Linked DNA regions of Homo sapiens: region 2 is linked to region 1. Evidence: read pairs that join two places in POLR2A ChIA-PET (ENCODE). Cell type or tissue: PC-9. All regions are shown on one strand. Each heading gives the region's core, and the rest is flanking DNA. Links, peaks and the distances in the headings are about the cores only. Region 1 overlaps MTMR12 (myotubularin related protein 12). Region 2 overlaps LOC124900954 (a long non-coding RNA gene).

The links. ChIA-PET counts read pairs that join two places held together with the same protein. Peaks named below come from ENCODE experiments on the same cell type or tissue, not always from the same donor. Only the 100,000 strongest peaks of a DNase experiment are listed, where the experiment ranks them.
Region 2: POLR2A ChIA-PET joins it to region 1 with 5 read pairs; 5 of 35 experiments call an interaction of 5 or more read pairs at or near these places.

What each region holds. Positions count from the first base shown.
Region 1 is chr5:32,303,684-32,310,213 of GRCh38, reverse strand. The region is part of intron 1 of MTMR12 (myotubularin related protein 12); the gene reads left to right. It also overlaps the pseudogene RNU6-378P. Among named protein-coding and RNA genes, the nearest start is that of MTMR12, 6.0 kb to the left of the region's middle. RefSeq lists a silencer at 72-232. In PC-9, for the core only: no CTCF peak of the experiment used is centred there; no DNase peak of the experiment used is centred there.
Region 2 is chr5:32,519,922-32,526,451 of GRCh38, reverse strand. All of the region lies in intron 2 of LOC124900954 (a long non-coding RNA gene), which reads right to left. It also overlaps the pseudogene TMEM183AP2. Among named protein-coding and RNA genes, the nearest start is that of SUB1, 62 kb to the left of the region's middle. In PC-9, for the core only: CTCF peaks have their summits at 2,343 and 2,544; a DNase peak (open chromatin) is centred at 3,531; H3K27me3 peaks cover 8 bases.

The DNA of each region.
Region 1 (6,530 bases), core at 496-5,495:
TTCCCAAGTAGCTGGGACTACAGGTGCATGCCAGAGCACCTGGCTAATTTTAAAATTTTTAGTAGAGGTGATGTCTTGCTGTCTTTGCCCAGGCTGCTCTCAAACTCCTGGGCTCAAGCAATCCTCCTGCCTCAGCCTCCCAAAGTGCTGGGATTGTAGGCGTAAGCCACCGTGCCTGGCCCTGATTTCCTTTCTTTTGGGTGTATACCTAGCAGTGGGCTTGCCGGATCATATGGTGGCTCTATTTTTAGTTTTTGAGGAACCTCCGTACTGTTCTCCACAGTGGTTGTATTGATTTACGTTCCCACCAACAGCGTATGAAGGTTCCCTTCTCTCCACATCCTTACTAGCATTTGTTATTGCTTATCTTTTTTGGATATAAGCCATTTTAACTGGGATGAGATGATATCTCATACTTTTTTTTTTTAACATTTAAGGGTTTGTTAAAAATATGAAACGCTTCACGAATTTGCATGTCATCCTTGCGCAGGGGCCATGCTAATCTTCTCTGTGTCCTTCCAATTTTAGTATATGTGATGCTGAAGCGAGCACTCATTGTAGTTTTGATTTGTATTTCTCTGGTGATCAATGATGTTAAGCACGTTTTCATGTACCTTTTTTTGCCATTTGTATATCTTCTTTTGAGAAATGTCTTTCAGATCTTGTCTCCATTTTTAGGTGGATTATTAGATTTTTTCCTATTGAGTTGTTTGAGCTTCTTACATATTCTTGTTATCCCCTGTCAGATAGATGGTTTGTAAATATTTTCTCTCATTCAGTGGGTTATCTCTTCATTTTGTTGATAGTTTCCTTTGCTGTGAGGAAGCTTTTTAACTTGATGTGATCCCATTTGTCCATTTTTGCTTTGGTTGCCTATGCTTGTCGGGTATTCTTTATGTCTTTTTTTGATAGAACCCTGGTTGAAGTGCAACTGATCTTTAAACTTTTCTCTTCAGGGAAATTAAACTACAAGTGGAAAGTCTTCTGAAATGTGGCCAGAGTTCAAGAATGTTCAAATTCTTCGTCCACCAAGTGCACATGTTGTAATTAGACATGTTTCCCTCTTTGCCCACAGTGCCTGATGTATTTCCTTTGAGGGATAATTAGGGAAGGGGAGTGGTTCAGTCTAAAATAAGCCTGAAGTGGTCACATTTTTCAGATCCTTATAGTTGGCAGCTTTGTTTTCTTGCATTAAAATAATGCTGTGCAGACACTATGCCTCGTTGTTGTAGTCTGACTCTAAACATGTTTTGTAACAGAGGATAAGGCTCTGTCCTAAATTGTGGATGGTTTTTTAAAAGATAAGGGTAAGGCCGGGCGTGGTGGCTCACGCCTGTAATCCCAGCACTTTGGGAGGCCGAGGTGGGTGGATCATGAGGCCAAGAGATCCAGACTATCCTGGCCAACATGGTGAAACCCCGTCTCTACTAAAAATACAAAAATTACCTGGGCGTGGTGGTGTGTGCCTGTAGTTAGTCCCAGTTACTCGGGAGGCTCAGGCAGGAGAATCCCTTGAACCCAGGAGGCAGAGGTTGCAGTGAGCCAAGATCACGCCACTGCATTTCAGCCTGGCGACAGAGTGAGACTCCATCTCAAAAAAAAAAAGAAGATAAAGGTAGGAAGGGGTGAGAAGGCAATGTATTTTTAAGTATATAGGTTTTGCCAGGTAATCATATTACGGGAAATGCAGGTGAGCAACATCGAGGCATGGCTTATGTGCTTCTGAGAGCCCTGGGTCTGGTAACCTTCTCTTGGCTTACCCAGTGGGAGGAGTTCCTCAGGACACTCTTCTGAACTGTTCTCTCCTATTTCCTACACTGCTTTCCCTCATGTTGCCTTTCTCTGAACTGCCTTGGTGTATGTCATGCTGTTGCTTCTTTCTTTTTTTTTTTGAGATGGAGCCTCGTTCTGTCACCCAGGCTGGAGTGCAGTGGCATGAACTTGGCTCACTGCAACCTCCGCCTCCCAGGTTCAGGCGATTCTCCTGCCTCAGCCTCCTGAGTAGCTGGGACTACAGGCGTGCACCACCACACCCAGCTAATGTTTGTATTTTTAGTAGAGATGGGGTTTCACCATATTGGCCAGGCTGGTCTCGAACTCCTGACCTCGTGACCCGCCCACCTTGGCCAACCAAAGTGCTGGGATTACAGGCGTGAGCCACCCCACCCAGCCAACTGTTGCTTATTTCTTCATATGGGTTTTGGTAGCTGGGAAATCTCAGTTTCTTAGACACCTGTTTGTTGGTAGATGACTGAGCTGCCAGAACAACCTTTATACCTTATGATGTAATGATACCTGTACCTGGTGATAAGCTTGTTCTTGGCTAATCAGATAGGTTCAGCAGTGGTGGCCTTCAGTATGCCAGAGAATCTGTCAAGAGTCAGCACTTTGTGGTGGAAACAAAAGTGCTTAACTGGATAAAGTATTTTAAGATTATGCTTTTAAACACGGTGAGCTTATTTTTTTTTCCTCATGATCAGAAAGGACTGGCATCGGACAGCGTAAAATGAGGACGAGTAGTTAACTCTGACTTTTAAAATTGGATTGCTGCCAGAGTAAAATGGATTCTTCTATCCTTGATTATTCTAAATCAGTGAATGTGACAGTTAAAACCATAATTTTGTATATAGGACCATAATTTTGGACCTTTGATTATGTTTTGAAAACTCTGCTCAGGGGATTACATGTTGGTAAAGCTAGTTAAGTGGGCAGCTGATGGCTCTGAAAGTTGAGATGAATAGGAGGGAGGGATCTGGGGCCATCTTGATGGTACCTGATGGCTGGTACCTAAAAACATCGCAGCACCCCCACCCCAGCCCAGCCCCAGACACAGGGTGCAAAGGATGTCGGTGCCTCTGTCGGGGGACCTGCTGGGTGCTGAGCTCTGCTCTAGGGAGGGATATGGTTATAGTTTGGGTACCAAATCCATCTTTCTTGTTAAATAAAACACCTGTTTGAATTATTTCAGAAGCCATAAGCATTCTTTGTAGAAAAATAAAGGTACAGATAAGCGAAAACATTTTTTAAAGAACGATTATAAACATAAACAACTCGGAGTGTATTCTGTACACTTCAAGCAGATATATGTGTAGGTATATATATATTTTAACCAAATTGGGATTAATATTGCTGATCATATTTTGTAATCTGCCTTTTTCACCAAAAATGTATATTGTAAACATCTTTCCATGTCAGTTGCTATCCCACAATGTCATTAAAATTAGACCTTTGAAACTGGCCAGGCAAAATTTAGCTTTCAGAGGGTGGCTGTACTTGTACCCATTTTGTGGGTACAAGGGCTAAAATATACTTTCTAAGAGTTTAGGTCAGTGTTTGACCTGAATGAACTAATAATAGTTAACGGGCACTTATTTGTGGATTTTTAGCTTTGGAAGAGAATTTAAAGATAATATACTCTGCCTCCATTATACTCATCCTCCATCATACAGATGTGCAAACTGAGGCCCTGTAAAGTTTAATATCTTGCCCACGGACACAGTGTTATTGCAGAACAGAGATAAAAACTCTCTCCTACTAGCCAGCAGTGCCAGTGCTAAACCAGGGTCACATGAGCTCAGGAAAGGTTTTATTTACATGTGGGAAGAAAAGTCAAGAGAGATGAAGATTGAGAAGAGTAAAAAATATATATATATGGTGTTAATAGCTATTTTTTTATTTTTTCATTTATCCCTCAGGAAAAAATGTATTCTGTTGCCTAGTTCTTATTTAAGGCCATTTCTTTTGGTCAGGAGAAGTGAATATATGATCCTGTAGTCTTCCCAGAGATATGACTGTGGGTATATACAAAATGAAAATGAATAATTACTAGTATTTATTAGGCACTTCTGTGTTCCAGGAACTACGCATATCTCATTTTCCCCTTTCAACAAGTTTCATGAAGGGAATACTATTATTACCCATCTTTTTTGTTTTTAGATATGGAAACTGAGACTCAGAAGTTGAGTACCTTGTTTAGGGTCATGGAGTTTGTCCCAGGGTTTAAACTAGAGCAGTCTGATCTCGGGGCCCATTCTCTTATTCTTACATTTATGAATGTAAGGAATATTACTAGTGAAACATGCTTATATCATGATTAGCCTTTGTACACTAGAGTACTTCCTTAGTAGTGTTCTCTAGTAGCAATTTCTTTTTTGGCTTTTGCTAGATTGTCAACCAGGTAACTGCTGAGCAGATACAGGGATCTCTTGGTTGTTTTCATCTCTAGAGCTGGTGTTTTTGAAAGATAGAATTAATTAGTTCAGCACATATTTACTCAGCACTTGCGGTATCCCAGATTTTTTTTTTTTTTTGAGACGGAGTTTCACTCTTGTTGCCCAGGCTGGAGTGCAATGGCGCAATCTCGGCTCACCACAGCCTCCGCCTCCCGGGTTCAAGCAATTCTCCTGCCTCAGCCTCCCGAGTAGCTGGGATTAGAGGCATGCACCACTACACTCTGCTAATTTTGTATTTTTAGTAGAGACAGGATTTCTCCACGTTGGTCAGGCTGGTCTCGAACTCCCAACCTCAGGTGATCCACCTGCCTTGGCCTCCCAAAGTGCTGGGATTACAGGCGTGAGCCATCGCGCCCGGCCGCGGTATCCCAGATATTGTTCTAGGTATTGAGTGGGGATACATCAGTTTGCAGAAAAGATGAAATTATTGGGATGATTTTTATTGGACCACTAACTTTGATGTCTTTGGCGGATAGATGATAACAAGAAGAGATTGGCTTGTCTTAAACAGACCTCCTGCCTTAGTCCTAGCGGTAAAGATAACTTTAAAAACAAAGTCTAGATCCTTTGCCTTCTTTTTTTAAGAATTCATAACCTGGCCAGGAGCGGTGGCTCACACGTAGTCTCATCACTTTGGGAGGCCGAGGTGGGTGGATCACAAGGTCAGGAGTTTGAGACCAGCCTGGCCAATATGGTGAAACCCCATCTCTACTAAAAATACAAAAATTAGCCGGGCGTGGTAGCGAACGCCTGTAATTCCAGCTACTCAGGAGGCTGAGGCAGGAGAATCTCTTGAACCGAGGAGGCAGAGGTTGCAGTGAGCCAAGATCGCGCCACTGCATTCCAGCCTGGGCGACAGAGCAAGACCCCGTCTCAAAAAAAAAGAAAGAATTCATAGCCTTTTCTCCATTCTCAACTAATTTTTTAAAATCTCCCAGAACTCACCCAGCTAATTTCTTAATTGCAGAATTTTCTCTTTGAGCGTGGAGGTCATTGGTAGGCCATCAGAAGACATTAAAGGTCTCTCCAGAGATGGTCACTTTCTTAGCTGTGGCTTTAGCCCGATGATCTGTCCAAAGCTTCTGCTTTTTCTCTCCTGCCCGTGCTTCCTGCAGCATCTCCCTGAGTCTTATCCAACACCACACAACTTCTGCAGATGGAGCCTCAGAAAGCATCATGAGGCTCTGTCAAGCAGCACTTCCTGCAGCCTGATCAAACAGCTGCCACATGGACAGCCACTGTCTAAGAGCACATACTTCTGCACCCTACTTCTAGCTCGAACGTTAAAATCAGGGCTACCATCAGAATTTTAGGCTGTGGGGACCCCACACTTAGAAGTTTAAAGTTCTGGATCTTTCTCTAAACATCTTAAACAGGATGTTGGGTGTTCTTCCACATTAAACCACCCTATGTGATGGTGTGCTTTGGAGAAAATTCCATTATCATAAGGGCTAAAAAACTTCCTATTGCTACAAAAAAATGTATACCTTATTATGATAAAGACAATATAGTAAAGTTGCAGAGTTTGGAAGTTAGAAAAATAAAAGTGCCAATGATGGTACCTTAACCAAAGCAATGATTCCATTTATAAGTATGTCTGTGTTTTGTTCGTGAGTGTGTATCTCATATGGTTGCATTTCTTTTCTTTTCTTTTTTTTTTTGGAGACGGAGTCTCACTCTGTCTCCCAGGCTGAGGTGTAATGGCGCGATCTTGGCTCACTGCAACCTCTGCCTCCTGGGTTCAAGCGATTCTCCTGCCTCAGCCTCCCGAGTAGCTGGGACTACAGGCACGTGCCACCACGCCTGGCTGATTTTTGCATTTTTAGTAGAGACAGGGTTTCACTGTGTTAGTCGGGATGGTCTTGATCTCCTGACCTTGTGATCCGCCCGCCTCGGCTCCCAAAGTGCTGGGATTACAGGCGTGAGCTACTGCGCCCGGCCTATGGTTGCATTTGTAATTGTGTAAAAATTTATAGCCTACATGTGGTTGTCATGTGTGAAGATATTATGCTTGATCCATATTGGTAGATTATATAGGTTAAGTTTTTCCAGTAAATACCCACTCTCAGTTTCTCATCAAGTTGTGCTTGTGACTTCTGATGTGTTGTGGTTTTTTTTTTTTTTTTTTTTTTTTGAGATGGCAAAGAGGGCAGTGAGTTTGTAGCCATTGACAAGAGAACATGCAGGTTCTGAAAAGGGCTCAAGCTGAGATCTTGGCTTTGTTAGGATGATGCCCACGGTAGCCACCTGTGGGGGCCTACATGAGGTTTATAAAAAAGCAGTGGTAGACATCCCTGG
Region 2 (6,530 bases), core at 677-5,676, 220 kb before region 1:
GTTATTTCACAAATAGGGAGAAACACGATTAGAAGTGAGTAAGTTCAAAAGTCTGGCTTCAGGTGGGGCATGGTGACTCACGCTTGTAATCCCAGCACTTTGGGAGGCCAAGGTGGGTGGATCACCTGAGGTCAGGAGTTCGAGACCAGCCAGGGCAACATGGCAAAACCCCGTCTTTACTAAAAATACAAAAAAATCAGATGGGAGTGGTGGCGCGCACCTGTAATCCCAACTACTCAGGAGGCTGAGGCACGAGAATCACTTGAACCCGGGAGGTAGAGGTTGCAGTGAGCTGAGATCATGCCATTGCACTCCAGCCTGGGTGACAGAGCCAGACTCCATCTCAAAAAAAAAAAATCTGGCTTTGGTCAAATGGGCTGATAGCATGCATATCAAATAGGACACAGTGTCCAGCAAAATTGTAAAAAGCTGGGGTTTCGCTAAGATTTTAACTCTTTCTCTCACGGGGAGTTTAAGTAGTGTGAAGCTCTATTGTGAGGTTGTTTCCCTTCATCAGTAGGTAAAGATAGTGTTGCGCACAATTAGATTTGAAATGATTCCAAGACTAGGGGAAGTTGGCAAAGGGTTTTAGACCAGAGACTGGTATTCCAAGCTGAAGAAACAGCATAGTGAAAGCCATGCAGGCGTGAGGGAGCACTTGGCATATTCAAGTAATTGGATTGCTTGAAGGGTAGGATGAGCAAGGGAAACAGTGAGAGATAAGATTAGAAAAGAGTCAGGGGCCACAGCAGGAAGGGCCTTCTGCACCATGTTAAGGTATTTGGGATCTTATAAATGATCCAGAAGTCAACAGTTCACTTCATTCCGAACGATGGTCCAAAGCCGAACCCGATCCAATTACCTTGCAAGTTCAAGTCACACATTTCAAGGAATCACCAGGCAAAGGTAAGCTGCAAGTTCACCATTTGCTCAGGCAACATTCCTTATCAGTTGGTCAAGAGTGTTAGCTAACATGTTATGAAAAACAGCACCTTATTACTATTGGATCCGCCATCACCAATATTTATTTTGTTTGTACTACTGAAAGGAGTGGTTGTGTGGCTCAGACATCCTCACTCATTTCTTGTATTGATTGTGTGATTACATGTTCTCTTTTTCTCTAGATCTTTCTACCTTCTCCTTTATAGTTGCCTTGGCACCTTCCACTAACCATTAAATGTTGATTCATTCTCAAGCCCTTTTCTCACCCTATGCTCTTTCTCCCTATGTGATTTTATCTAGCTTTGTGCTTCCCTTGCTATCCATGTCCTGAAAATTTATTTATTTGTTTGTTTATTTATTTATTTTCTTGAGATGGAGTCTTGTTCTGTTGCCCAGGCTGGAGTGCAGTGGCTCAATCTCGGCTCACTGCAACTTCCGTCTCCCAGGTTGAAGCAATTCACCTGCCTCAGCCTCCTGAGTAGCTGGGATTGCAGGTGACCGCCACCGCACCCGGCTAATTTTTGTATATTTAGGAGAGTCGGGGTTTCGTCATGTTGGCCAGGCTGGTTTCAAACTCCTGACCTCAGGTGATCCGCTTGCCTCAGCCTCCCAAAGTGCTGAGATTACAGGCGTGAGCCACCACACCTGGCCAATGTCCTGAAAATTTAAAAAGCTATTCCACCCGAATTGTCACCTGAGCTCTAGGCTGCACTTCCAACTGTTTCCTGGCTTCTGACCCTTCTGTGACACATGCACCTCAAACTCAGCATGTCCAAAACAAAACTTTGAGGGGCCAGGCGCAGTGGCTCATGCCTGTAATCCCAGCACTTTAGGAGGCCGAGGCAGGCGGATCACAAGTTCAGGAGATGGAGACCATCCTGGCTGACACAGTGAAACCCCGTCTCTACTAAAAGTACAAAAAATTAGCCAGGCGTGGTGGCGGGTGCCTGTAGTCCCAGCTACTCAGGAGGCTGAGGCAGGAGAATGTTGTGAACCCGGGAGGCGGAGCTTGCAGTGAGCTTAGATCGCACCACTGCATTCCAGTCTGGGCAACAGAGCGAGACTCCGTCTCAAAAAAAAAAAAAAAAAAAACTTTGTATCTTCCTTTCCTCCACCAATATCTGCTCCTCCCTCCTTCCTTCAGCTGTTAATGACAATCAGTCACCTGATCTCCCAAATTAGACACTTAAAGTCATCTCTGATGTCTCCTTCTTTGTTACTTCCCACATCTAATCTGCTGCTCAAATTTGTCCATTTTTTTCTTTCTTTCTTTGAGACAGGATCTCACTCTGCTGCCTAGGCCAGAGTACACTGGGGCGATCTCGGCTCACTGCAGCCTGGTCCTCCCAGACTCAAACAATCCTCCCACCTCAGCCTCCCAAATAGCTGGGACTACAGGCACACGACACCACAACTGGCTATTTTTTTAATGCAAATTTTTACATTAAAATATGTTTATAAATCATAGTAGTTGTTTTCCCTCTTGATTCAACATTTCTCCCTCCCCTAACAGGAGCCCTAGAACCTGAAGAGCATGTACATTACTAACCAGATATATAATCCAGCCGCCCTGTCCAAACTGGAATCTGATTACTAATGGACTAGAATCGGGGCTGCCCCCAAGGGATGGGAAGCAGTAACTACGCTCTCAGGGAGAATGGGTACTGAGGGTGCCATCAGTCAAAGAGCCGAAAGCTGTGCACTGGGTCCAGGATGACTTGCACACCCTGTTCACTGCACAGTTTCCGACCACCATGGACAGGGGAATCTTGAAACACCAGTCTCACTCAATGATGCCGTATGTCCTTGCTCACATTGATAGTAAAGAGAGTAAATATCATTCTCATGACAATCGGAATGAAGATGAAATTGAGGGTGGTGGCCTGCAGTAGGCAGCAGTCCCGGTGTGGATTGGTATGAACATCTTCGTACTGAACAGGGGGCTGCAATCCTCCTGTACACTTGCTCTTTAACCTGTTTTTTTAACTTGAAGTTGAATTTCCACATTGGTTCCTGTCTGTTCCCAACAATATTTCTGCACCAGAAAAGTAAGCATTTGGAATTCTTTAATGTGCTGGGGGTGCTTGGATTCTTGGAGATTGGAGCAGCAAATGGCTCATACATATATGGTACAGAGATCGGATCACACAAGCCCGGAGACAGCGCAGCTTCTCCATTGACTCTGGTCGCAGACGCAAAGGCAGGGAAGCATCCAGCGTGTAGTGCCTTCGGTACAACCTTGTCCAAAAGGCAGCAGTGCAAGTGACAGTCCGAGCATTCTTACAAATCAGGGAAAAATTCACAATGTCCTCAGGACAGATATAGGAGGCCAGCAATAGCCAAATATCCATGGGATACTCTTCTCCTCCAGCCCCGTCCAGTTCTTCTTTGTGCCTCTTGCTTTTCTTTTTTCTGGAGACAGTTCTCTCACAGATGCTTTCCTCCTGGGCATCGTCTCATCACCGCTGTCGATGATGTCACAGGGCTCACCAGCCCCAGAAAGAGCTTCCTCTGCAGGAACCTGAGAGGCTTCCAAGCCACAAAGAGATTTTACTTCCTGCTGAACAGCGTTGGCTAAGGCTTTCTTGACTCATCCAGACCTCACGACCGCTGGATCCGAGTTGGCGTAATCCACCTCAGTCACTTGTCCAGAGCAGGCGTCGTGGGCCCAGAACTTGAGTCGCTTTCCTCTCTTGGGCATGGCGACCGTATCGGGGCGAGGCCTGCCTAGCTGGCCGGGCCCCCGGGCCATGTCTCCGGCCCGGCTCCGTGGCCTTCCCACACCGGAGGCCGCTAACTCTCCCACAACTGGCTATTTTTTGTATTTTTTGTAGAGACGGGGTTTTGCCCTGTGCCCAGGCTGGCCTCAAACTCCTAAGCTTAAGCAATCCTCCCGCCTCAGGCTCCCATGAGCCACTATGCCTGGCCAAATTCGTCGATTTTTAAACCTAAGTTTTCCCCTTTTCCTCATATACTTGATTTCACATCTTCATCTCTCATCTGAACTATTGTTTCATCATAGGACTTACCGCTCTCTGCAGTGATTTATTCAGATTACATCTGTGTTGAGGAGTAGGCACCGGATGGATGTTCTGTGGTGCTAGTTCTTACCCATGTATGTATGAAACCTGGGCAAACCCCATAGTTTTTCATTAATTCTAAGAGTTAAAAAATATTCCGATCGCGGCCAGGCGTGGTGGCTCACTCCTATAATCCCAGCACTTTGGGAGGTCAGGGCAGGCAGATCACTTAAGGCCAGGAGTTCAGGACCAGCCTGGCCAAGATGGTGAAACCCCGTCTCTACTAAAAATACAAAAATTAGCCAGGCATGGTGGCTCGTACCTGTAATCCCAGCTAGTCGGGAGGCTGGGGCAGGAAAATCATCTGAGCCTGGGAGGTGGAGGTTGCAGTGAGCCGAGATCGCGCCATTGCACTCCAGCCTGGGCAACAAGAGCAAAACTCCATCTCAAAAAAAAAAGATAAGAAAGAAAATATTCTGATTGCTTTCAGCCACAAGAAAAACTAATGTTATAAATTAATATGTCTCATGCAGTATAATCATCGGAACTCTTGACTTTATGTCAACTTGCCTCAGCGTGGCCTGCTCAAGGCAGAAGCATGCAGTCAAGGAGAGGGTGATTGTCTGCTTCTCTTTTTCCTCTGGGAGCCTCTCCTCCACAGCCCGCACTTTCTGGGACTTCTGACCCTCCAGGCTTGGAGTTTCTCTGAACATGTTAAATGATTTGAGCTGATGCTTCTCTCCTGGTTACTCCGATGGGCTGGCCAGGAAGCTGTCTGACTGCTCCTCTTCACTTGGAGTTGGGGAATGGCCTCTGCTTTGGTTTGTCATTCATCACCCTTGGCAACCTTAGCATGGGGTGGCCGTCTCCACACGGACTGTCTCTCTGTTGTGTCCCATCGTACTCTCAGGCAGTCCTCTTGGGCAAGATCTCTTTTTCTCTTTTTTAAAGACAGGGTCTTGCTATGTTGCCTAAGTTGGAGTGCAGTGGCTATTCATAGGTGTGATCATAGCTCGCTGCAGCCTCCAACTCCTGGGCTCAAGTAATCCTCCCGCCTCAGCCTCCCAAGTAGCCAGGACTATAGTCACACCCCACAGTGCCAGGCAAAATCTCTTTTTAAATGATGCCAGGTCAGAATTCATACATCAGTTTTCACCTCTGGTCCCAGAAAATAAGCACCTTAGACCCACTGCTTGGGGAGTGCAGCTGCTTCTAAGGCAGCCTCGCAACCTTTTTTTTTTCAATGACAACTTTATTGACATTTAATGCACGTATCATAAAATTCGCCACTGAAGCACATTCCATGGGTGTTAACATATTCACAAGGTTGCGTAACCATCCCCTCTCTCTAATTTCAAATATTTTCATCACTCCAAAAAGAAACCCCTGACCCATTAGCAATCATTCTGCATTCCCTCCTTCTTCTAACCTCTGGAAACCCCCAATCTACTTCCTGTTGCTATGAATTTTCTTATTCTGGACATTTCACATAAGTGCAACTGTACAAGATGTGGTCTTTTGTGTCTGCCTTCTTTAACTTAGCATTATGTTTTCAAGGTTCATCCACACTGTAGCATGAATCAGTATATCATTCCTTTTTATGACTGAAAATATTCCATTGTTTGGAGATACCACATTTTGTTTATTTATGTTTGTTTATTGATGGACATTTGGGTTGTTTCCATTTGTTGGCTATTATGAATAATGCTTCTATAAGCATTCATGTGCAAGTTTTCGTATGGACATATGTTTTCATTTCTCTTGGGCATATACATAGGAGCACAATTGCCTGGTCATAAGGTGACTCTATGTTTAAATTTTTGAGGAACTGCCAAACTGTTTTCCAAAGTGGCTGCACCGTTTTACAATCCCATCAGCAATGTATGAGGGTTTCTGATTTCTCCATATCCTGGCCAGTGCTTCCTATTTTGTCTCTTTGTTATTTTACCCATCTAGCAAGCATGAAACAGTATTTCACTGAGGCTTTGATTTCCATTTTCCTAAACTACCGGATGATGTTGAGCAGCTGTTCATGTACTTATTAGTCGCTTGTGTATCTTCTTTAGAGAAAGTCTATTCAAATCCTTTGCCCATTTTTTTTCAACTTCTATTTTTGATCAGGGGGTACACGTCCAGGTTTGTTACATGGGTAAATTGTGTGTCACTGAGGTTTGGTGTACAAATGATTCCATCACCCAGGTAGTGAGCATAGGCAGTTTTTCAACCCTCGCCCTTCTTCCATCCTCCCTTTTCTAGTAGCCTCCAGTGTCAGTGGTCAAGGCAGCTCATGCCTATGATCCCAGCAATTTGGGAGGCCAGGGAAGGAGGATCGCTTTTGTCCAAGAATTTGAGAACAGCCAGGGCAACTTAGTGAGACTCCAACTCTGCAAAAAAAAAATTTTTTTTTTTTTATTTAGCCAGGTGTGGTGGCACATGCCTGTAATCCCAGCTACTCAGGAGGCTGAGTTGGGAGGATCACTTGCGCCCTGGAAATTGAGGCTGCATTGAGCTGTGATTGTGCCACTGTACTCCAACCTGGGTGACAGAGTGAAATCTTGTCTCAAAAAA